2 separate regions of the Homo sapiens genome follow, and region 2 is linked to region 1. A link is a loop called in an ENCODE intact Hi-C map of the cell type or tissue named here. Cell type or tissue: OCI-LY7. All regions are shown on one strand. Links, peaks and the distances in the headings refer to the core of each region. The heading gives the core; the rest is flanking DNA. Region 1 holds the start of LOC124901034 (a long non-coding RNA gene). Region 2 overlaps SPATA9 (spermatogenesis associated 9).

Region 1 (12,527 bases), core at 2,515-10,514:
TACAATTTTAAATACAGTGTTTGATCAAATTGAAGACATCAACATTTGTAAATCACACCATTATTTTCTGGACCAGTAAGAAAAATAATGCCAATTAAATTGTGCTGCAATGCCTAAAATGGTAGTTCTGTGGCTTTGAAATGCATTTCATAAATCAGCAGGGATCTGGCAATTTCTTCTGCTTTCAGTTGCAATGCTTAGGAAGTTAAAGGCAATCCTTTGTGTGTTTCTCAGTAGCAAAATGAAACTCAGCTTCTTCTCCTTACAGGTAGCCTCCTTAGGCAAGCCCTGTAAAGCACATAGCTGTTGCTTTCAAAGGCAATGTAGAAATGAAAAAAGAAAAGCATGTTAATATTAACATCATTATTTTCAAACTAAACTCCTCTCAACCCCCTAAAAAGGTAGCAAGCACCTTAATTTCAGAAAATAGAACAGAACTTTAAACTGAAAACATTTAACATCATTTTATTAAAAAATCAATAAGTTGTCCTACTTTCTCATTTTCCTATCTTTGGTTAAAGAATTTATTTTGGCTAGGTGCCAGTATTGTGAGATCCATTTGGAAAATTGCAATCTACAGCTGAGGTCTTTAAATTTTTATCTTGTGTACCCCCTAAAAGAATTTTTAAAATCTGTAAATGTGTTTTTTTTTAGTGAGGTTAAAGATTTTCATCATCATTTTAACAATTGCAAACTATGTATGAGTGCATTGTACATGTTGCTATTTTAAAATAAAACTGTTAATAGCTCTTTTTAAAAATATGAAATTGTGATCATTCTTCTAGAAACAAAATATTTCCTTCAATACCAAATGTAAGCTTCATTGCCCTATTCCCACACCTTTCTTCATACACAATAACTTTTTGTCTCAATGCTCAATTACAGTATCATAATTTTAAAGACATTTTAAATGGCAATGGAATCAACTTATGCGGTACCAAAAATGCACATAACTCAGTGAAGCAATGATACTATGAACAAGTACAACAGGATTCCCGTAGGCTCAGGGCGTTTGTGGCATGATTGTGAAACACATCCCATTTTCAGAGATGTGCAAATGTGGGAAATAAAGAATTGAGGAGATATGGCTGGGTGATCTCAATGAGAAGGAGTCATACGGCTAGCTATGAGGGAAGAACCAATCTATGCTAGCTTGCAAGAAAAAGAGAATTCAATTCAATCTTATGTATGGGACTAGCTGCCTTTCCATTTTATAATTAGGGTCTGTCCTTTGACAAGTCTCCAAATAGACCTGAAATATGGACCTGGCTTAAAGGCAGGTAGGCAGAAGCCAGGCAGCAATGCGTCTTCTAAGGACAGTGGTTCTCCAAGAGTGGCTTCCAGATCAGCAGCCCCAGCCTCACCTGAGCACTTGTTCAAAATGTAAATTCTCAGGCCCCAATCCAGCCCCGCTGCATTGGAAAATATGGGGGTGGGCCCAGCACTCTGTTTTAACAATCCCCAGCTGGTTTCCATATGTGCTAAAAGTTGGGGAACCACTGCCTCAAAAACACCCCCAACCAACAATGAAAAAGCAGATGAGTTAAGTTTTTCTGTTTATTTCCTTTTTATTATCCTATTTGTCTATGAAGTCATATTTAAACTTCCAGGCTCTTCCCATGTGTCCTCAGAGGAATTAAGGAAGGAGGCCTGTGTTTGCTTGAGCCAGAATGTCCAGGAGGGCACACCTGGAGGGCATCATGGTGGTGGTGGCGGCAGCCACTCTATATTAGTGAGAATTAGTGAGGAAGAAGAATCTTGGGGAATACAGCCTTGGATTCAGTTTGGTCTCACATTGAGGACTGTACATTACCACCATCACTTGTTAAACTTAGGGGATTTGAGTTGATTTTATCAAGGAATTTTTTTCTAAGGTAAAGGTAATTTTTGGTTGGGAGAAGCTATTAAATCCACGAAATCATATTGTGAGAAAGTTCTTTTCAACTTCCCTGTACTCATCATACTGTCTAGAGAAAGTCTCCATTTAGTGTATTCAACATATCTTTAACACTTAACATAAGGAGAAAAAGATTTAGGCTCAGTGCCGTGGTAGGTTCATGTTCCTAGCTAGAATTCAATAATATTTTATTGTTTTTACCATTACTTCTCTTCCTGGATATCATTTATTATGACAGAGGATACTGGTTTTCCACTTGAAGTCATTATCTGAAAGTTTAATCTAAAGAAAGTTTATTTAAGTAAAACAAGCACCATTTGAAAGAAAAACACCCAGAAAGGGATAATAGAGGTGGTTTAAGGATACAGTATGTAAATGGGAACCACTATATTAAGAAGACTGTGGGTTGTTATCCTGGCACTTACACTAATGAGACTTCAAATTCAAAAAGAAAATTGTTATTTCGAATTTGACCTTCAGGCTGGCTTTCAGGTTTCAAACATAGTATCTTGAGCCTTAGTGAGTTATACACTGATTTGTAAAAAACAAAACAACAAACCAAAACCAAGCAGGGTGGAGGGGTGGGGTGGAGGGTGGGGGGATGGGAGTGGGCAGGAATGAAAGGAGATTGTGATCAAGATTTCTAGAGTAACATTTTTTAAGATGAAAACTTGAATTAAATGTATGGTAAGTGATACTTTCTAATGACAAGGGGACAAATAAGAAGACACAACTCTCCATTACTAAGAGCAATTAAAGTGCAAATAATTCCTTCTGAGAATCATGATTATTTACATGCTGGATACAAATTATCCTTCTGCATAGAATCTCACAGGCATTTGGATTTAAGAAAATCTAGTTTTATTAGTCCTAGGATCAGGATTTCTCTACTGAACTATTTCTGTTAACTGTTTTTCTAACTTCATATGCATCTGAAGTATACTCACTGAAGCTTCCTTAGACAAACATAGCAATGGTAGATTTTGACTATGAATTACAGACTATTTCATGTCCATTATCATTCATTTAGTAACGAGCATCATAAGTTCAGTATATAGACTTACAGCTGTAATGTAAGTTAATTTCTAAATGGAAAATAGTCATAGTATATACTGCGTAGAGCTTGGAGCAAATCTTACAGCTTACTGTTTTGGAAGATGTGAAAGTTTCTTGTAAAGTCAAGTAAATGATAATCAAAGTGGGAAGCAACATCCTCCTTTGAAGGGTGATGCTTCAGTGTGAAGAGGTTATAAACTGGGGTAAACAACAACAGCTCTTAGGCAACAAAGGAGGATTTACCTCGATTCTTCTCTGTTGGCCATTGCTCCTACCGGGACCTGGCAGTCAACGGAGTGAACAAACACATCACGAATATTACTGGATTTCAGAGTCTATTAGGAGCCAACAAGCTGATTCAATCCTTACTAAAAACCCACAGTTCCAAAGATTCAAAGCCAAGATCACTGAATTACTAACTCATTAAAAACGGAAATAAAAATTGAATCAGCCAAAGCAACTCAGAACAAAGATGAAAAACAAGTTAACCATGGTGGGGAGGGTAGGGGGAGAGTGGGGGTTGAGGGCAGAAGGGGCGAGCTGCTTTCAGCATCAAGTTCTTTCTACAAAAGGACCTGAGCTGAAATGAAACAGTTTGCCAGAGGCTTCTAGAGATAAAGGTGGACTCCCGCAGAAAATGTTCCAGATCCTGGGAAGACAACAGCGCAAATTAGATAAGAGTGTATCCTTGTTTAATAGTTGGCATTAGATGCTGCAAAATATAACCTTGAGGTAAATAGCAAAGACATGGCTTTCCTTCTTTCTCTTAATACTGACTGCTTAAAAAATTTTGCCCAGTCATTGTTTCCTGTCCGATTACCATAAAGTCTTTCTGTGATGCTTTCCTCATTGAAAGGCCATGAGTTCAGGCAAGACTTTTAAGTGTCTAGGGGTTGAAGATAGGATCCTAACCCACAGAGCTCAAGGCACTTTGTCTCTTTCCACCTATAGCCTGTCTACCTGTCTCTCTCAGGAACCTAGGAGGGATTCTCAGAGGGCCACCCTGGGGAGATAGCCACACTCAGTTTACTAGGTTTACTGTGTTCTCTGCAGCTTTGGGCTCAGAGGGTCAACTACTCGCTCTACCTGCAAATCAAACACAGAAGAGTTCCTGTCCTCAGCAGGACTCACCTTAGCTCTCCTCCAAGGACAAGTGTATCCATAACTGGTATGGATACACTTGCATTTAACAAGGATATTTGTATTATTTGGCTACATGCCTATGACTTCAAGTTTTATGTTAGGTGTCCTTGTCACTTAAACTCTGGGGCTTTGTCCAGATATAACTGTGTTCTTCCAATGAAACAAATTTAGATCTCTTTGCACTTTTGGGTTTTCCCCCAGCTCACTGTGTGATTTTAGCTTAATCACTTAATTCTCCCACTCTTCCATTTCCCATCTATCATGTGCAATGTTATGACCAATAATTAGTGAATGGCAATAACTTGAACTTACAAAAGGCCTTCCTTCCAGGAAACTCACAATACTTCATGAGGGCTAGTTGGTATCCTTCACAAAACCCCAGTGAGAAACGTTTTGCTTTTTATACTGTTTTTCTACTTGGTTCTATTTTTATAGATGCACCAAGAAGATTAAATAAGTTTCTTGGGGTCGTATGTTATCTTGGTGTCACATATTTTCTTGGTAGCATGTTATCAAAAGCCTTTGATGGTGCTCTTCTGGCAATGCTGTTCAAATCAAGTTGCACAGCTAAAGTACTTAGTGTTGGTAACTGGCAACAATCAAAAACTATAATAATCACCCGTAAAGCTGGAGACCTGGCCCCTCATTATGTTAGCACATATTAGGAAATATGTTTTGCTACTTTTTTCTTCCAGTAATGGTTATTATTTCCCAGTCAAATCCAAGTTCTGTTGCTGTTACTGAAATGGAGCAGAGTGCCCATGAGCCAATGCCTGGCAGTGCACTCCAAGCAGCCTCCACTGTCACAACACAAAAAACCAAACCATCTACAGAGCCAGAATGGCACACAGAGGAAGACAGAAACATGAGAAGTAGCCTTGCCAAAGTCCAAAGGTCTGAGCAAGAACACCAGGAGCCAAGTCTCTAGAGCACAAACAACCAGGCAGAAGGGCTCCCAGGAACAGGATGTTCTGCGGCATTTCCAAAAACCCCTGGCCTCTGGGCACGGCATCCAGAGCTCACCAAGCACCCTCTTCCCAGGGGTTCGCTTCCAGAAAGAGAAATATAATATACTTTGGAATGAGCAGCAAGCTATCCACCAAATCACATTTCTACTTATTGAAAAGTGAATCTCTTTAGACTAAATCTCAGAGCAAAGTTGTTTGGGGGGAGAAGTGATGTGATCAACTTTTCCCACTCCAGACTCAGAGTTCAATACTTTCTATTATCTAAATATACCTGTTTAGGCCTTGTGAGTTACCTATATTGTAACCACTACCTACAGAAATTTACAAGTTCTAATAATACCATAAACAAGGATTACAAAGGAAGAAGGAAGGAAAGAATAGGATAATAAATGAAGCAAAGTATGAAGAAAGCAGAAGTAAAACAGCATAAGGCAGCATATAGCATTAAGTCATAAGTCAAAAAACGATGCAGAGTTTTTGAAACTCTCAAGAATATTTGAAACTGAAATTTGAAGTGCATAAATGCATTTGAAATATGAAAGCAGAATAAAAATAGGTTTGTTGTTTTGTTTGTTGAACGTTTCAACCTAACAGAAGATGATGACAGAACTTCTTAATGATTATGGTCTAACAATTGTTGTGTCATAACTTTCAGGAATAAAAACATGGACACTGTTAGTAAAGTCAAGTCTATTTACTCCTTTCATTTCTCATTCCAAAGCTTTCATCCTAGCTGTGCCTCCAGCAAGGAATGCTGGATAGAGTAGGCTAAGACAGAAAAAAAAAATTAAAAGTTTTCCTTAGCTATAGAAACATAAGGAAAAATTTCAAGTACTAATGTTTTATATGTGTTCAAAATGTTAGAGGTATTCTGTTAGGTTCATGTCTTTGCTAATGCCCAGAGGACTTTGTAAAGACAGACAGTAAACTAATGAAGAGAGAAGTAAAACCATTGATTTGATGTCAGAAATCAAGTCCAAAGATGTCCAGATTTGTAATGAAGAAAAAGGTTCAGGTTGCTGGATTCCCAGCACAGCAGTCCAGCTTTGAACTTGGAGGAGGTAGATGCCAAAGAGGACATTAACATTGAACTCCACAGAAGTGAGCATCATAACCATGGTGCACAGATGTGGCTACCTGCATTACAGAAGATCCAGCTGGTGTCCCCAGATCCCTCCAAACATGTGTGGAATCACAGGAATTCAGACGTCTTGTTTCCTAGCTACTGTGTCCTGAGCTTTGCGGCATCTTACTTCCAGTGTTACTACGGACATAAATGGTGTCCTAATATTTTTTCCCTTTCTTCAGTGTACTATGAAGTTCAATGTCAATTGACATAGTACCATAATAAAGTACATAAAATATAATTTTACCTATAATTCTTTAGTATTATATGAGCATACAGAGACCATAGTTGGTTCTTACCATTAAATGAAAGACTTCCTTTTTTTTCTCTCTTGATTGAAAATAGAAAAGGGGAAACCAGGCTAAAAGGGGTTTGGGTCAGAGCTTAATGGCATATTAGGGTGTCTATGGGTGTGTGTGTGTGGTTGTGTGATTCATTTCCACTCTCATGTCAGAAGAGACCCTTGGAATCAGAGTAAGTTTTACTTTGTTTTAGCTCAGTTTCGCTTTCAGGGTTCTATGATATCAGGGTTAAATTCATCCATTTAAATTGCAAGCCCAAATGTTTTCCAAGTGTCTTTTTTTCAAATATGTTTCATCTAACATTGTAAAGATCAAACGTAAACTCCTAGCTTCTGCAAAACAGCTCTTACCCCAGGGTCTTCCATATTAAATATTTACTGAATTAATGAAACTCTTCCCAGTTTTACTCCTAAAACATACTTTCTGGTGATTCACAGTTTTGAAGTGTGATCTTCTACTACTTGATTAACAGACATGAAATCTAAGTCCTCAGATATTAAAGGAAGAACCGGGACTAAAAGTCACATCTCCTGACTCCAAATTGAGTGTTTTGAGGTCCATCACATGCTTTACCCCAAATCTCTATTCCCAAAGTAAATTAAAAATGTGTGACTCAGAATTAGACATCTGGAAAAGCATTTTGGGGACAAAGAACAGTAATAGTAAATGTCTACAGCAAAACCTCACAAGAAACTGCAGAATGCCTTAACACTGTGGGTTTGATGTGCTCCTTCCAATGGGAACCTCTAGAGGGCAGTCCACTCTTCATAACAGACAAGTTCTGCCGGGTTTACAAGAACTCTGGGAGCGAAAAATCTAAAATGTTTGGCATACTTTCTAACAGCTTTCAATCAAACAGGGCACACAAATATCTCAGGCCCAGTCCAATTTTTGGCTGCGTTGGAGAAGAACGCGACTTAACTATGTATTTAGCTATGGGTTTTTTCTCTTTTTCCCTCTCTCCCTAAGCATGAAGGCTCTAATGTTTAATATGAAATGAACTTGAAACTTCCCTTATAATACTAACCTAATACACTGGAGTAAAACATATTTATTGGTAAATGTGCAAGTAAAGAACAGAAAGAGAACAGAAGACTTGCAGAGAACTACTGCCGGTTGAGAGTTGGAGTCAAAATAGGGGGCAGCGGGTGGTAGGAGCTAAGGTTTAAGAGATAGACAAGGGACAGCCCCAGGAAAGGAGGTTGAATTTCCTTGTGTAGATTCAGAATGACTTTAGCAAGAGAAGGACTGGGTCAGATTACTGTTTTGTATATGAATCATTCAGGTAGCTCTGGAGAGAGAATGGAGTGGGCCAGGTCTAGAAACCAGGAAGCCAATTGAGAGACTGTTATATTGGTCCAGTTAAAAGAAGGTGCATTTGAGATAGGGTAGTGGTGGTAGGAGTGGAGTTGAGAGGATGGGTTTGAGAAATGCATAGGAGGGGAAAACATCAGGATGTAATGATCAGTTGGATAAAGGGAGTGAGGAGAAGAAAAAAGTCAAGGCAGACATTTTATAACTTTTGTCACTGGGTAAAGAGAAGGTAACAGAACAAATAGAGGTTTAGGTTGGAGGGAAGTGATACATGTAGCTTTTGAGCAATTGAATCCGAAATGTCTGAAGAGTGCCCAAGAAAAGCTGCCTAGCAGGTGATGGAATTGGTGAGCCTAAAGCTTGGGGGAGAAATTGGAGATGGAGATTGAACTAGACAGTCATTACTATACAGATGGTAGCTGAAATCCTGAGTGTAGAAAAATCCACCCAAGAAGAGTATCAGTAATGAGAAGAGCGGTAGGCTAAAACAGAAAGGTAGGTAACCCCAGCATGTGGGTGGTAGATGGAGGGAGAGGAGACCATGGTTGGGAAAGAACAGAAACAAATGAGGCAAGCTGAGAGAATATAATATGACTATCATAGAGAGTGAGTGGTGCACACAAGCAACATGGCCAAATGCCCCAGAAACATACAGTGAGACAAAGATTGGAAAATGTCCACTGAATTTTCCAGCTACAATATGGGTGGCCTTACCAAAAGCAGAAGCCAGATTGCAGGGGATGCAGAGTGAATGGCACATGAAGTGGTCACACTGAGTATAGGTAACTCTTTAAAGATGTTTGGATGAAATAGAAGAAGAGATAGGACATCACTAAGAGGACATGGGGGTCAAAGGTAGACTTCTTTTTTAATGAATGGGAAGGAGATGAGTAAGCTTGTAGTCTGAAGAGGACATACCCCTGCAAGAGGAAAGGTGGATGTTTCAAGAGGGAGGATGGCTGTGGAACCTGGTCTTGGCATGTGTAACTGGGGTCGGCCTTGAACAAAAGGAGACAATGCATCTTCTGAAATTGGAGGACGATAATGCAGGGTGTGAGTGGAGCTCTGTTCCTAGGCATGGGTGAGGCAAGAAATGGAAGGCGCTCATGCTCATTTGCCTCTATAGCAGGATAATGAATTTAGATATCATTTTTGATATTGCATTTATACTGTAGCAGAGTCTCCAGTGGATGAACAAGTCAGCCCTTGTATTGTGCGCTCCTGATCTTGCCTCCAAGGGTAAGGATCACTTTTGTGCTTCTAGGTGAAAAACGAGTTTCTGGGACACTGAGGTAGCAGCTCCATCCTAGGCTTTTGTTTGAAGTGGTTATTTAATTGGGATTCTGCAAATAGTCACTACTATGCCTACTGTGTGGCTATATTCATACCTGAGGAAGTGGCATTGTAGTTGAAGGAAGTGAGTGACAGGACCGTGGGGGTGACTTTTCTGGAACAGAGAAAGGGGCCAGTGGCAGAAAGTTGTGCAGCAGGCTGAAAACCAGGCCCTTCCAATACAGTTCCCTGAAGATGGCAGAACCTCCGATGGTGTGGCTTATAGATGTGCAGGGTCCTGAGTTTCCCAGTAGTGAGAACCAGGCCACCTCACCCAAGTTGCACTAGGGGTGGAGGTGGGTGGGTGGGCTTAGGAATAGAACCTCCAGCCTTTAAATGGACCTTTCTGGCCCAGCCAATAAACAACTAAGCAGTGACTGTGATAGGCTAGAGAAAAGAGGTCTCTCCTAGAATTTTCTGCACTGAGCAATCCTCCAAGGATGCCTGACTGCCTCTGGAGAGCAGAACCTCCAATAATGACTGCTACTGACCCTTGCCACACTCTGGAGGGAGAATTTCAAACTTGAATTAACAATGAACAACAACAAAACTGTGCTATATGACATTTCTTGCACCTGAGTATTATAAAGAAACTTCAGCCCTAATACAACTCAATTTTCTGAACAAAGTAGGTAGCAAGTTTGCTAATAGTGAGGAGCATATGAAATGGGTGTTGAAGTGAGGGTCTGAGACCCATAAAAATATTTTTAAAATATAGAGTCTTGGACTTACGAACTCAAAGAATGTTGATGTTGGAAGGGACCTGCTGCTTGCTCCAGTTGAAGCTGCACTGTACTCCTTTTGCATGTATTTTTAAAATCAGAATAAATGAAGCTCAGAGAGGCTAAGGGTTGCATGTAACGCCACACAGCTTAGCAGAGCTTCAGCCTGTTCTCTCTCATTTTGCCTTCAGTTGGAACAGACACCCTTTCCAGAGCCTCCCTGAGCAATCACTGTGCTGAGTACACCCCTCGCCCACCAGTATTGCTCCGCACAGAGGCCTCCCCAACTCCAGGTCTCACCACAGAAGCTTGAGCAGTCCAGTTCCCTACCCACAGCTGACCTCCAACAGCAGGAAGAAGGAGCTTCAGCTTTGGACCTGGTCCCTGGCCCCACCTGACTCCAGGAGGCTGCCCAGATCAGAACAGGGAGGATGCTGGTTTCAGTCGGGAAGACCAAGCAAGAAAAAAAAGGTGAGAAGGCTCATGGGGCCCCATTCCTTTCCATTCACTTCACTCACACAGGAGGAAACTGAGGCCTCCCAGCAGGTCAGAGACTTGCCCGGCCACCTAGGGCGTCTAAGTCAACAGGAAAAGGCTGCTCATTCTGGTTTTTCTTTTTCCAAGCCTCTTTTCCAAACATAGAGCTCCTCATCTGACCGTGCAGAAAACAGCAAAAGCCTCCCTGTATTAAAGTCCCACCAGGAACACACTGTACAGGTCACTCTAACTCGGGCACACACTGAGTCCTGGAAGTGCAGACAGAGCCAGAGGAGCCCCAAGCCCCTGCCCCTGTTAACTGGGTCACCGCTTCACACCGAGAAGTGGGAGGGGAAAGGCAACAATTTGCACTTCGTTGATGGGATATTAATGGAATCAGGGAATGGCAAGGAGAGACGCTATAAAAAGACAAGAACTTCTTCCCTTATAAAATTGGCAGCTCAAGCCCCAGGTCCTTAAAGAGAGAAAGGACAAACAACAAGGACCAAGGCAGCAATCAGCACGCTGAGCGATAGTGGCCAAAAGGAAACCACCTGGCTGGAGTCAAAGGTACAGATGGAACCCAAGCCAGGAGACCAATTTGTGTGGAGGAGGGAAAAACAGGGCTGGGCAGAGCCAGAAAAGGCTGTTAGGATACCTTTACAGCAAACTCAAGCCTCAATGGGGTGTATGTGAAGGCGTGGGACAGCTCGGCAGGTCCTTGTGGAGCTGCTAAGGAACCTATGCAGTGTCAGCAGTTTGAAGTGTTAGCCGGACAGTTTTCTTCATTATCCTCCCCCTGACTTGCACCTAGAGATAAAACTACCCCATCATGTCACATTTGTAGACGTCCATGTCGTCGCTCTGTCCTCAAGTTTGGACTCACATCTCAGTTTCTGGGACTTGTAAGAACAGGTATCTCAAAGGAAGGCACAATATTCTGCATGCAACATGATTTTAGACGTACACAACCATTTTTATTTTAATATATTTTTATCATCACCCACTACTTAGGATAAGCAATATTAATTTTATTTATCATTTAAAAATTTACTAAAGTAAAAAAAAAAAGCCGAAATCAATTTAAAGAAAGAAAAGTATTCCAGCAAAATTAATGAAGGTGATACACAACAGCCATAAGTCTGGGAAACGCTGCTCAAGGTACTCCCAAACAAGGGGCAACATTGGCTGCAGAATGAGCTGTGTCTCACCATGAGCCTGAAGGAAAAATACAAGGCTGAAACATGGTCTTATAATAAATGGTGTGAATTCTCCTACCCTCCGTGGCTACCCCTGAGGTTTGTTTTGTTTTGTTTGTTTTGGGAGAAGAAGGCTTTTATTGATCTCTTGTATAAACTTTCCAGATGGGCATATTTGATTTTCCTCTTTTACAACTGGGGGACTCTGAGGCCTCCTTTATCCCAGATCACTTACAGAGCCAGTGATTAGGTGAGCCATGAGGGGCTTCTGGCTCCTAACAAAGTTCTCTTATAGAAGAAGCAGAAAAGTGTCAGGAGTGACTGTTCCACCTTCTGCCAATGACATGTTGACTGTGTGATAAGAAACAAACTTTGGCCCATGAATGATTATATCCCCATCTTTCCTCTCCATATCACTATCATCTAAGGCTGAAAAAGCAAAACCAGTTAGACAAGGATTTAATCCATAGTAATCTCTGCATTGAAAAGCCTTCCAAATCTGTGACATTTCTGTCTATAAACCCACCAGGCAGGGATAGTGCCAGGATAAAGATGAGATTCAGTAAATATGTAATGTTGTCAACAAAATAATCTCCTTAAACTCTGACCTTTGATTCAGCTAGTTACTTGCAGAAAATAAATAAAAACATATTTAAAAAGCATGTTTTTATATGCTGGTGAGTATATAAAAACAAGGAGAATAAACTGCAATACAGCATGAGCTGATTGATTGAACTGAAAAACAGGAATGATTTGGTGTTTTGCCTAAAATAACTGAAAACATGAATGATGTAGTATTTTTGTTTAAAATAACTGAAATGTTTTTCAACAAGTTGATTGAGTTCATTACTGCTGTTGGTACAGGCTCTGCCTGTGTTTCCCGGTTGCATAACTTAGAAGTGGGGGATGCCACATACTTCCCCTTTGTCATCTTCTCCTACCTCCTCCTTCGGTTTGGTTTCATGGAGTTCTGTGTGTAAGAAAGGGAACA
Region 2 (12,527 bases), core at 2,766-10,765, 670 kb after region 1:
CAAGAAGAGACATAGCATTCCAAAGAGTGGTCCATGTAGACATTCTAGAGATAGGATACTGTATCTGAGTCTTGGAGTAGGAATTAGCTAGATGAGAAGTAGGAGAATCATTCCAAGAAAAGAACAGTATATATGAAGATACTGAGGTGAGCGAGAACATGACTTATTTGGAGAACATAAGTAGTTCTGTATGGCTGGAGTGAGACAAGTGAGAACAGTCCCAGGTCAGAGGTTCCAGGGTCCTTGGGGGCTGGGGTTAGGAAGAAGCTTTACGTGGGGAGTATACAGTAGCTAGGGTTGATAATCAGAATTGCCAGTGAGGGAAAACTAAGTTGTAGTAAACAACGTCTCTCAAATCTCAAAGGCTCAGTGAGGACAGAAACAGAACTGACTATGAGGACAATGGCCTGGAGAGTCAAAGGTGCAACCGGAATGTATGAGATGTGGCAGAGGTCAATGGATTGGTCTGTAAATGGAGTGCATCCATGGTACCAGAGTGTGCTGAGAGCAAAGTACAGTAGTATGAGAAGCCGCATCAGACAGAGTTCAGCTTACCCAGAGTGGATTCCAGCATGAATTCCTTTAAGAATTGTCAAACTGCCTGTCTCAGATGGAGCTTTGTGTGGGGAAGTAAAAGGGGTGAAAGCTGGAAGGACCATGCAAGGGGATATGCTTTGTGGATGCATGAAAGATATCACTCTAGGAAAACTTAGCTGTAAGAAGGTAAGTGGCCTGGTTAACTTACCTGAAGGTGTCTTTCAAATATCTTCTGGATGTGTTCTGTCTGGTCACTGTTTTGTGGATGACAAATGATGAAAAAATGCATTTGTAGCTGGAGCACCTTAAATAGCTCTACCAAAACTCTCTATTATATGGCTGAGAATACCAGTGAGGCAGGTGACTTCCTTTGGAAACAAAGAAATAGAGGAACATTTTCATTAGGACACAAACAATAACTAGAATAGTGTTTCAGCTCTTCGACATGGGGAGCTCTGAAATGCAGCATCCATTAATGTTCTTCTCAAGGTGAAGAATGGACACTGGCTCAGGAGCTCCCTCTGCCATCCACCCGGGCCTTTCTGATTGGATGTTCAGCTCTAGAGCATGCTTAATATGTCATAGCGTATTGAAATGTTGTGCCAAATAGAAGCCTCCCAAAGACCCAACCGGCAGGAATGGCCTAAAGCGATTCTAATGGCCTGAGACATGTGCACAGATGGTTGGGGTCAAGCCTTTCCAGCTTGCCACCTTGTTAGAAGAGGGTTCTTTTGTACTTGGCTCTATGGATGCTGAATAAAATTATTCCTCAAACCCCTCCAGGTTCTGCAGGAATGAGACTGCAGTGATAGAATTGTGGCTAGTTCTATAAAAAGCCTCAGGAATGGAAAACTCTTAGTAGAGAATTTCCTGGTAGTTTTCAACATCTCCAGTGCCAGTATTTACAGAATGGTGCATCTGCTTAGCCTTGTGAGTTGCCTGCCTGAGTTGAGTCCGCAGCTGCTCTAGGCTGCAGTGACCTAGATAATCGCCTTGAATGCTGACTTCAGCCAAGACACGTCAGCTCCCAGACATCATTGTTGATTCTGGCAGGCCAATGCAGAGCCACAGGACCAAGAGCTCTTCCTGTGATAGACTCATCCCTATAATGGCATTAGAGTTGACTGTTTTTACTTTGTATGCATACTGCGGCATGGTATAGAATAAGATAGGGACCAAAGTGAAGAAAATCCTCAGCGTTTACAATGCCTGGGCTGTAAGGTGGATCCCAGTGAACTCGTGTTCTTTTTTCAGGATAAGGATCAGAAACTTACCTATGTAAAGTTTCTTCCTTACCCCACCCTCTAAGTTAGACTCCAATTTGGGGTTTAAACTATAAACCTCATAAATATCAGGAAGTTCTGTAGGTCCCACATGGGCCTGCCATGAGGCTAACTTGGCTGGTATAATCTAGACCCGGGGAAAGAGGATATTTCCTAGATAGAACTCCTGGGCTCTTGAAGACATACAGTACTCCTCCACGTTGGCAAAGGGATTAGGACATTTGAGCCTTTACAGGACCACCGGATTAAAAGCTTGTTTAAGAACAATGTTCTACAGAATGTTAACACTGGGGTTAATAAAGTCAGGTAGCTTTCTTTAAAGTCAGGAGTCTTTCCTGTATTCAAAGGTGTTGTGAGTTGCTAAGTAAAGACACATTTGTGCAGCTTTTCCAAACTTAACAGGAATACTTTATTTCCTGGACCTCTCTATAAGTAGCAGTCAGTGTTTCCTGCAACATTTGTCTGAGAGTTAGAACTTCCCCTATGACTCCCCTTGTAACTCTCGTCAGGGTGGTTTTGGACAATGTAAACTACATGGGGCCTGGTAATTCTCCAACCTTCAGGTCATGTATAAGTGAATCTTTACTGCTCACTGTTGGGTTTTTTGTGTGATTTATCTCAATAGTGAAAATAAGATGAACACACATACTTCTTTTATGAGATAAGGCAGTCAAAATTCTGTGGAAAAAGTTGAATTAAAGGTTCAAAATGTTTTTACTGCTCAAATATCCATATATTTTACATGTTTTACATAACCAAATTTAAAAAGAAATATATGAACATAACATTGATACCAAGACATTTTTTAACTCAAATATGCACATAAAGTGAAATTAATATAACAAGGTTGAGATAAAAATTTTGAAATAGGCCAAGATCATCTAAAGACTGCCACTTACCAAATTTCTCCTGTTTTTTCTCTTAGCTTTTACCATACACTATTTCTGCTCAAAGCAAGACAAAAATGAAACAGCATGGTTTATAATATGAAAAACATGTTTTTTAAGTGAATCATAAAGTTGAAAAATGGCTACTTGCCAGGAGCCACATATATTTTGGAGGAAATATATTTTCTTGTTACAGGAATAAAAAGTAATTATTAAAAGCATTAAAATATTTAAATATGACCCTTAAACAATATAAAGATTAATTATTCAGAAGCATACCATATATCAAGTACATAATTTATTTTGAAACTAATCAGCTTTAATTACTTTTAGGTGAAGGACAAAACCTGAGAAAGAAAGATGTAATAAAACAGAAAGAGTAATTTCTCATGTAGACACCCGTACTAGTCCATTCTTGCACTTCTATAAAGAAATACCTGAGTCTGGGTAATTTATAAAGAAAAGAGGTTTAATTGGCTCATGGTTCTGTAGGCTGTATAGGAAGCATGGCAGCATCAGCTTCTGGGGAGGCCTCAGGGAACTTACAATCAAGGTGGAAGGCAAAGGGGAAACCAGCACTTCACATGGCTGGAACAGGAGGAAGAGAGAGAGGTGGGAGAGGCCATACACTTTTATACAACTAGATATCATGAGAATTCACTATCCTGAAGACAGCACCAAGGGGGGATGGTGTTAAACCATGAGAAACTGCCCCCATGATCCAATGACCTCCCACCAGACCCACCTCCAGTATTTGGGATTACCTTTCAACATGAGATTTGGTGGGGACACAGATCCAACCCATACAACACAACTTTTATTTTTATTGTATATGGCCTACCAATGATTGAACATGGACCTCCCACTGTGAATTCATATATTCACAAGCTTAAGAACCTTTTCACTCTGCTAGGAGGTATATCTGCTTTTCTTCCTCCTAGAGAGTCTGCTCTCTACTTGTATATTTGTCTCCGTGTAGCCTAAAAGTGGGATTCAAAGGCATGCTATCAATTTGATTCTTTCTAGAGAGAAAAAGCAGCAGCTGCTTCATTTCCTGGAAACTCTTTCCAGAAGCCAGGAATTCTGGGAAATGCTGCAGGTGACCTATGGAGGGAGTGGGCAGAAACTTTCCCTACCTATCCCTACATCTAGGAGTTAGTACGGCCCGAAGAGAAAGGAGGAAGAAAGAAAACAGCCTTTCCCCAACCCCCAGCACCCCCACCCCCCCACTCTTAGCTACTAGGCTAGATCCTATTCTTGGTTTCCTTGTTCTGTAAATCACTTAAGAGGGAAGAAGGAAATTGCAGTGGGCATTTTTGTTCTGCATTCAGTAGTGGCAGCACTAAGCGAACACTGAGCATACTAGAACAGGATGTACACATATTTTAATAATTTCATTTACAAAATACCATATGTACTTTCAACCTAACATAGAAAATATAGAAAACAAGAAAGAATTTAATTTCTCTGAACCTGTGTTCTTATTTCATAGGTTTGTTAGAGGATAAAATGAGAGAATGCAAGGAAAGCCAGTAGAATAGAACCTAGCATGTAATGAGTGTTCTACAAATGTTAACTATACAAAGCCACATAACTAAATCATAACAGCAATTAAACTTTTGGTGCATTTCTGTCCAAACTTCTTTCTATGCAATGTTAATTGTGTTTAATCATAAAAACATGGGATGTAGAATTTTTAAGCTTTATACTGAAGTATACAGAATAGTGCACAAATTAAGTGTATAGCTCCATAAATTTTCATAGATTGAACACATCTTGGTAAGCAGCACTCAAGAAATCTCATGATGCTGCTGCCTTACAGTCACTAATTCTCACCCTTGCTAGGATAATTGTTTCCTTTTCTTCCAACAGCATAGTTTGGCTTGTTTTTGTATGTTATATAAATGGAATCAATCATACTTGTTATGCTTACTATTTTGAACCTTGATCTTTCTCTATTATTATTACTATTATTAATATTCCCTCTCTAATAAGGGACTATTAATGTCCCTTAATACTACCCATGCACAGACATTTTACTAAAAATTTTACAAGCATTTTCTTATTTTTACAGCAAATCTATGAGATAAACATTAGCTATTATTCTCAATTTGGAGATGAGGGAAACAAAGCTTAGAGGAAAGAATTAATTTGTCCAAGATTTCATTACTCAAGAACTCTGGGGCTAGAAATTAACTACATCTATTTACTCCAGAGTCCATCCCTGTAATGCAGTCCTTTACCACTCTTCATGAGCAGTAGTGTATCCCAAGGCAGCGTAGCTTAATGATCAGGTTAACAACTTGGGCCCTGGAGTACTATTTCCAGTTTAAACCTCACTTTGCTACTTATCAGCTATATTACCAGGGGCAAGTTGCCTACTTTTCTTTTTTCTGCTTTCCAGTTGTGGAATGAGGATAATAATAATACCAACTTCATAGGATTGTTTTAAGAATTAAATGTGAATACTTATAAAGTACATTGAACAGGACCTGGTAGACAGTGCCATGTAAGTGTTCGTTCAACAAAAAGTTATCACGTGTTCTTCAGAAGTACCTTTTATTTATTTATTTTGAGATGGAGTTTTGCTCTTGTTGCCCAGGCTGGAGTGCAATGGCATGATTTCAGCTCACTGCAACCTCTGCCTCCCAGATTCAAGCGATTGTCCTGCCTCAGCCTCCCAAGTAGCTGGGATTACAGGCATGCGCCACCAGGCCTGGCTAATTTTTGTATTTTTAGTAGAGATGGGGTTTCACCATGTTGATCAGGCTGGTCTCCTGACCTCAGGTGATCCACCTGCCTTGGTCTCCCAAAGGGCTGGGATTACAGGTGTGAGCCACTGTGTCCGGCCCAGAAATACCTTTTAAAAGGCTGCATACTATTCACAATAGCCTGGATATAGAATCAACCTACGTGTCCAACCACAGGTGAATGGATAAAGAAAATGTGGTTTATATACACAATTGAATACTATTTAACCATTAAAAAGAATTCTGTCATTTGTGATGGCAAGGATGAATCTGGAGATCACATTAAATGAAATAAGCCAGGCACAGAAAGACAAGTACCACATGATCTCACCCACACGTGAAATTTTAACAACTACAACAACAAAAAGTTGGTACATAGAAGCAGAGAGGAGAACAGTGGTTACCAGAGACTAGGTAGGGAAAGGGGAAAAGGGAAGGATGGTGAGAGGTTGTTAAATGGGTACAAAATTACAATTAGATAGGCAGAATAAATTCTGGTGTTCTACTGCGCAGTAGGGTGACTACGGTTAACAGTAAAATATTATGTATTACAAAATAGCTAGAAGAGAGGATCTTTTAATGTTCTCACCACAAAGAAATGATAAATGCACAATGTGATACAGATGCTAACTACCCTGATTGGATCATTATATAACATAGACTTCTATGGGAACATCAAATTGTACTCCTTAAATATGTACCATTACAATGTGTCAATTAAAAATACATAAAAGGTTTGAAAAAATAAAAAGATTGCATAATATACCACTGAGTGGATATAACATAATTTTCCTAACTATTCTGGAATCATTGTTTTAGTTTTTTCAATGTTATAACTCTTTAATCAACGATCATTGTTTTAGTTTTTTCAATGTTATAACTCTTTAATGAACGTTGTCTAATGAACATTATGTGCATGTTTTTACCATGCATTTATATGATTTTATCAGCTACAGCCTGTACCTTTTGGAAGTTCATCGAAGCCATTAAGTTGCTTGGCTCTTACTTCAGAGGAGCCTGGCTAACTGTCACTTCACTGCTGAATGGAAAGGGAATGTATTTCCTAAAGTCCTCATTTCATACCCTGCTCAAGGCAACAAAGGTGGCCCATGAGACAGTATAACTAAGTATGTTAAGCTGATATGTTTCAGGCCGGTACACCTACTGCCAGAAACTAGAAACACAGGAGAGGCAACTTCATTATTGGTGTTAAACTTCTCTGTGTTTCATAAGAGCCTGTTGCATATGAGCACAGAACATTTTCTGAAGCTTAATGATCATCTAAGGTTAATGCTCGCCTTCAGCAGTCTCATGATTAACATTTCCAAGCAGGTCATTAATCTCTAGGAAAAGCTTATTATTTTGATTGCTGTTTACTTAATTGAGGTTGTGAATAATTAGTAAAGAATGATTACATGAATTTTAACAAAGGAAAGACTGTTTTTCTAATATGCACAGCAGCACCTCCTAGTGTGCACAGTTGGTAATTGGCAAAAATTAGTCATTTAGATCGCAGAAATGCAAGATTTTTATAGATTTGTCACAGGTTTTGATTAGCACAAGAAACTGTCTTCTTGTTAAAAAAGGAAAAATAATTTTCACAATGTGAAAAAGCCCAGATAGCTCTAAAGTAGATGACTTTCTTTAGAAAAAAATAAATTCTCATTTTACAGTAACATTGTACAATATGACATTGAAACACTGAAAATGTTTGTTTATTAAGAAAATCTTTTCTGTTTTTGCAGGTCAGAAAGGGTTCTTTGTTTGAAATCATCTCCTTTCCAGCAAAGACTGCTTTAACTAGCATAATATATGCTTCATATGCAGCACTAATTTATTTGGTAAGTTAAGAAAATTATTAGAATCTAGAAATAAATCTACTTATTTTGTGTAATGTTAATAATACTGTGCAATAGTATACTGTACAATATTTAATGTTACCATTCACAGTCTCGTTACACAAAACAATTTTATATTAAAAATTTCCTTTTCTGATGAGCCAGGTCAATCCACCAAAACCCAGTTTGCTTAAATAACTAAAATTTTATTTTCATAAAGTTTATTACCACTTGAATATTTTTGGTCAAGAATTTTTAGTTTTACTGTTATTTAGCTACAGTTGTTTTTTTCAGCCATTGTACCATGGTTGGCTAAAGTTCAGTATTCTAACATTTGGGGTTTCTCACTTTGGGGAACGCAGGTATTAGTGTATTTTGGATTACAAGTGCTGTGCATGAGAAAAATATAAAAGATTTTTTAATTATAAGGGTTTTATTTTCTATTAATAGCCACTTAAAAAAACTGTAACACACAAAAAGGAAAGTGTACAGCTTAATGAATTATCACAAAATCTATTAAGCTCTATACTACCCAGGTCAAGAAACAAAACATTACCATAATTCCAGAAGCCTCTTTCTTGCCCCTCACAATCACTACCCTTTCCTATACAGGATATCACTATTTTGACTTGTAATACTACTGATAGTTTGACTGCTTGAATTCTATATAAATAAAGTCATATAGTATGTATTCTTTTGTGTTTGTCTTTTGCCCAACACTGTTTTAAGATCATTCACTGCCTGTAGCAGTAGTTTGTTCATTTTCACTGCTGTGTAGTATTCAACTGATTGACTGTATCAACATTTATTTATCCATTCTACTGCTGATGGACATTTGGATTATTTCATTTTGGCTACTATGAATAAGGTTGCTATAAATATTCCTGTACATATCTTTTGGTGAAACTGCTAGGCCATAAGGTATGCATGTGCTGATACCTAGTAGATATTGCCAAAGAGTTTTCTAAAATGGTTTTTTAACAATTAACACAAATCTCAGTTTTAAGTCCAAGTTGCTCCACATCATTACTGACAGTATTGTCAATCTTTTCCATTTTAGCCATTTTTGTGGGCATGTAGTATAATCACATTGTGGTTTTAATTTGCATCACATTGTGGTTTTAATTTGCATCTCCTTGGCTATTAATGAGATTGAGTACCTCTGCATATATTAGTTGGACATTTGGATATCCTCTTTGTTAATTTCTGTTAAAATCTCTTCTTGCTTTTCTATTGAGAGATGTCTTTCTTAAAACAATTTTTGATTTTTACTTTAAAAAACATATTCTAGGAGCCTGTCCTTTTTTGATTATATATGGACAAATTTCTTCTCTTACTCCGTGACTTGCCTTTTCATTCTTTTAATAATGTCTTTTAAGGAAGAAATTCTTAGCCAGGCATGGTGGTGTGTGCCTATAATCCCTGCTACTCAGGAGGCTGACGGGGGAGGCTGAAGCAGGAGGATACCTTGAGCCCAGGAGTTTGAGACCAGCTTGGGCAAAATAGTGAGATCCAGTCTTAAAATAAATAAAAGCATATCATAATTTTAATGTCATCCAATTTATTAATCTTTTCCTTTATCTTACGTGCTTTCTGTGTCAAAGAGAATCTTGACTTACACCTAAGGTCATGAAAATATTCTCCTGTTGTATTCTAGAAGCTTTGTTAGTTTACCTTTCACGTTTAGATTTATAATCCATCTGGAACTAATATGAGGTAAGAGTCAAATTTTTCCCCATGAGTATCCAATTAATCTATTTTTTCTTTAAAAAAAGCCCTTTTTCTATTGTCCTAGAATACTCTTTTTTGCATAAATCAAGTGTCCTTTATGTGTAGGTCTGTTTATGGATTCTCTGTTCTATTCAGTTGGTCTATTTGTCTATTCTTGTACCAATTGAGCACTGTATTAATTACAGGAGCTTTATATCTTAATAACTGGGAGAATAAGTCCTCTTTCCGGTTCATGAATATAATATATCCTTCTACTTATTTTGATATTCTTTAATTTCTTTTAATCATTTTTATGTTTTTTTGTTAGCATTCTTACACATTTGTTAATATATCAAAACATACAAGAAGTCCCAATTAAGAGCCAAGCAGGTGTGTGCATGTGTGTGTGTATGTGTGTGTATGTAAGTTGACTAGATAGTTCTAAAATATATAGGGAAGTGCATAGGGTCAAGAATAGCTAAATATCCTTGAAAAAAGGTAGAACTTACTTTTAAACATATTAATTCAGTTTTTTAAAAACTAAATTTATCAACTATTTTGCCACTGTTTTAAATTTTCAAGAAGTGCTCAATATTTTAAATGTGAATCTTATACAAAATTGGCATTCAACTAAGCTAGGATGTAAATACATTGCACAAAATGAACAGGATGACATGTCTATGGGGAAATAAAAACTAGACTAACACAAAAATTAGATTTCAATTTCTCAAAGGCTGTTGAAATCATCTCACACAATTTATCACGCCATGAACTTTATAAGCAGGTAATAGAAACAAATTTTTGGTGATCTGATAATTGGTCATATATGTATCTAAGGCCTGGGAGAGGTCAGGTTACAATTTTGGTTTTGAAAGCAATATATATGTTAGATGTTAATGTCCTACGAGTGGAACCATATCAAGAGAAAAGACAGGTAAGTCAACAGAAATATGAAGAACAGCAATATTTAAGTGAGCTAAAAAAGAATCCATTTGGGAGACAAGAAGCAACAATCAGAAAGGCAGAAAGAAAATCAGGAGAAATAGTGCCAAGGAAATAGACTCAGGATGTTGTGAGTAGTTAAGTGTCAAATACAAGCAGAAAAAGTCAAGTAAAATGAAGATTTGAAGTGTCCATTAGATATAGTAGTAAAGATGTCAAGGTTAACCATCTCAAAAATGATTTCAGCGGCATAACTGGATAAGGAAGACAGAAATAAGCAGGTTTCAGAGTGAACAGAAGGTAATAACGTGGAAACAGACTCTGGTTTGACTAAGAAGACAGAGTGTGTAGCAGTCAATAGAGAAGCAGATTCCCAGAGATTTTTAATTTTTAAATATTAGGATGGAAGATACTCAAGTATGTTATAAATTGCAGGGGAAGATCCAGTCAAGAGTAAAGAGGCTGAAGAGACAAGGAATAATTGATAGAGAAGATGGTAGGATGTAGGTTAAAAACAAAGATAGAAGGATACTGACCTTGATCAAGACCGTTCATTCCTGAGACTGGGAAAAAGGTGGTTAGAATGTGCACAAATATAATTTTTTGTTGGTGAGGGAGGAGAGAATGTTTCAAATAGGATAGAACTTTCCAACCTTTTTTGCAACATGAATTCACAGAGAATGATCATATTTTGGATAAATGGATGAGGCTGTTTACAGCTAAAGGTCATGACTTTAAAGGTTTCTAGTGCTGGGTCTGGATACATAAAAGTGCAAGTAACAAAGGATATCTGAATGACAGTATCTTAATCGATAAAGATACTTAAATATCTTAATTATAAGTTGGGAGTTAGGCAATTCCCAGGTTTGTACAATTAGGTCCAACATGTTATCAAAGCCCAGGTCTGAATGTCCGTGCTTCCCCCAAATTCTTATGTTAAAATCTAATCCCAAGGTGGTGGTATTAGCAAGTGGGGCCTTTGGGAAGTGATTAGGTAATGAGAGCAGAGTCCTCATGAATGGGATTAGTGCCCTTAGAAATGAGGCCTGAGACAGCTGCCTTGTTTCTTCCACCATATGAGGACATAGATAGAAGGTACCATCTATGAAACAGAAAACCAGCCCTCACCAGACCCTGAATCTGCCAGTGCCTTGATCTCGGATTTCCCACTCTCCAGAACTGTGAGAAATAAATTTCTATTGTTTGTAAGCTACTCAGTTCATGGTATTTTGTTACAGCAGCCCTAAAAGCCTAAGACAACAGGGTCTTTCCCTCTTTTTCTTCTAAAAACTTTTTAGTCCTTAGGTTTGTTGCCTCATGATCAAGCATCACAATACTATCAGTGTTCAAAGAAGGAAGAGGGAGATAGGTAGAGGGAAAAGACAGTCTATATAGGAGGAAAAACTTTTCCAAAAATCCTTTCTGAGTTCCATCCCAGCAGACATATCATTTTATTTCATTAGTTACAGGGTAGCTAATGAACTAACTGCAGGGAAGTGAGGGAAAGTGTCTTGTGTTCCTCAATTCTATAGCAAGAGGCAGGCAAGAAGGAGGCAGGAGGCAGGAGGGCAAGAGGAAGTTGAGGCTGTTCAAGCCTGAGGACCTCAATCCTTTTGCTGTTACCTCTTTCGGAAAACCTTCTAAGTGTTTATAATCTTTTATATTACCTTGAGGCATTTCTTCGGTGAAATAAACTGGTTTAAGTCTTCTCATATTTCATGAATTTTCCGTTCTCACCGCGTGCCTTGAATACTCAGCATCATCATCATCTTCATCATTAGTAAACTTACAGAGTAAGTTTAATTAATGCAGTCCTTAGTGGTTCTGAATTTCTGAAGTTATTTTTCTCTGTTTTATTTTTGACACTCCTCTCCTTAAAGTACTGAGTGGCATATTTGGAGGGGACAGTGGATCACATATTTGCTCAGAAACCACTGATAGTAGCTTACTAAATTCTTACTGATATGTTGATGTCCTTTCATTGCACATGTAAGTATAAGCAAAGTCTAGGGGGAAGAAAATTAAAACAAAAAAACTACTTTGAGAAAAACCATGTTTGAGGACAAATTCCATCTCTCAGAAAATGTTTCATTTAATTACATCAAGAGAATAAAGATGTAAAACAGCTAATGAATTGGGGGGAAAAGATGTAAAACATATATTTATTGAAGCATACTAGGTTTTAAATTGCTCTCTAGATTGTAATGTATTATTTAGAACAATCTCCCAATGCTTATTATATTATGTACCTGAAGGTCCTGAAAAGAAGTGTTTTTTATTAGATTATGTAGATTAAATGACTTTATGTGGAACACTATATTGTATGTTTTTAATCTGTGGTTAGTAGCTTAAAAAGAAACTTCACTTTACAAACTCTTTTTATTGTATAGGCAGTCTGTGTTAATGCTGTGCTGAAGAAGGTAAAGAACATCTTCCAGGAAGAAGAATCCATAAGGCAAAACAGAGAGGAGAGTGAAAATTGTAGAAAAGCCTTTTCTGAGCCTGTGCTTTCGGAGCCTATGTTTGCTGAAGGTGAAATCAAAGCAAAACCTTATAGGTCATTGCCGGAGAAGCCAGACA

Evidence for each region. Hi-C counts contacts between places; a loop is a spot of excess contacts. Peaks named below come from ENCODE experiments on the same cell type or tissue, not always from the same donor. Only the 100,000 strongest peaks of a DNase experiment are listed, where the experiment ranks them.
Region 2: it touches region 1 in a loop (2.9-fold over the local background); 5 of 110 quality-filtered maps call a loop at or near these places.

What each region holds. Positions count from the first base shown.
Region 1 is chr5:96,331,297-96,343,823 of GRCh38, reverse strand. All of the region lies in intron 3 of LOC101929710 (a long non-coding RNA gene), which reads right to left. LOC107986365 (a long non-coding RNA gene) reads right to left here. Exons shown (of 2, transcript XR_001742457.1): 2 at 1-309. It overlaps LOC124901034 (a long non-coding RNA gene), which reads left to right and starts at 10,058. Exons shown (of 2, transcript XR_007058881.1): 1 at 10,058-10,331. It also overlaps a transcript of CAST not described here. In OCI-LY7, for the core only: CTCF peaks have their summits at 7,034 and 7,241 (motif pointing right); a DNase peak (open chromatin) is centred at 7,243.
Region 2 is chr5:95,658,724-95,671,250 of GRCh38, reverse strand. It overlaps SPATA9 (spermatogenesis associated 9), which reads left to right. Exons shown (of 5, transcript NM_031952.4): 4 at 7,203-7,298; 5 at 12,338-12,527. LOC105379090 (a long non-coding RNA gene) reads right to left here and starts at 905. Exons shown (of 2, transcript XR_948588.3): 1 at 746-905. In OCI-LY7, for the core only: CTCF peaks have their summits at 6,739 and 6,942; a DNase peak (open chromatin) is centred at 6,930.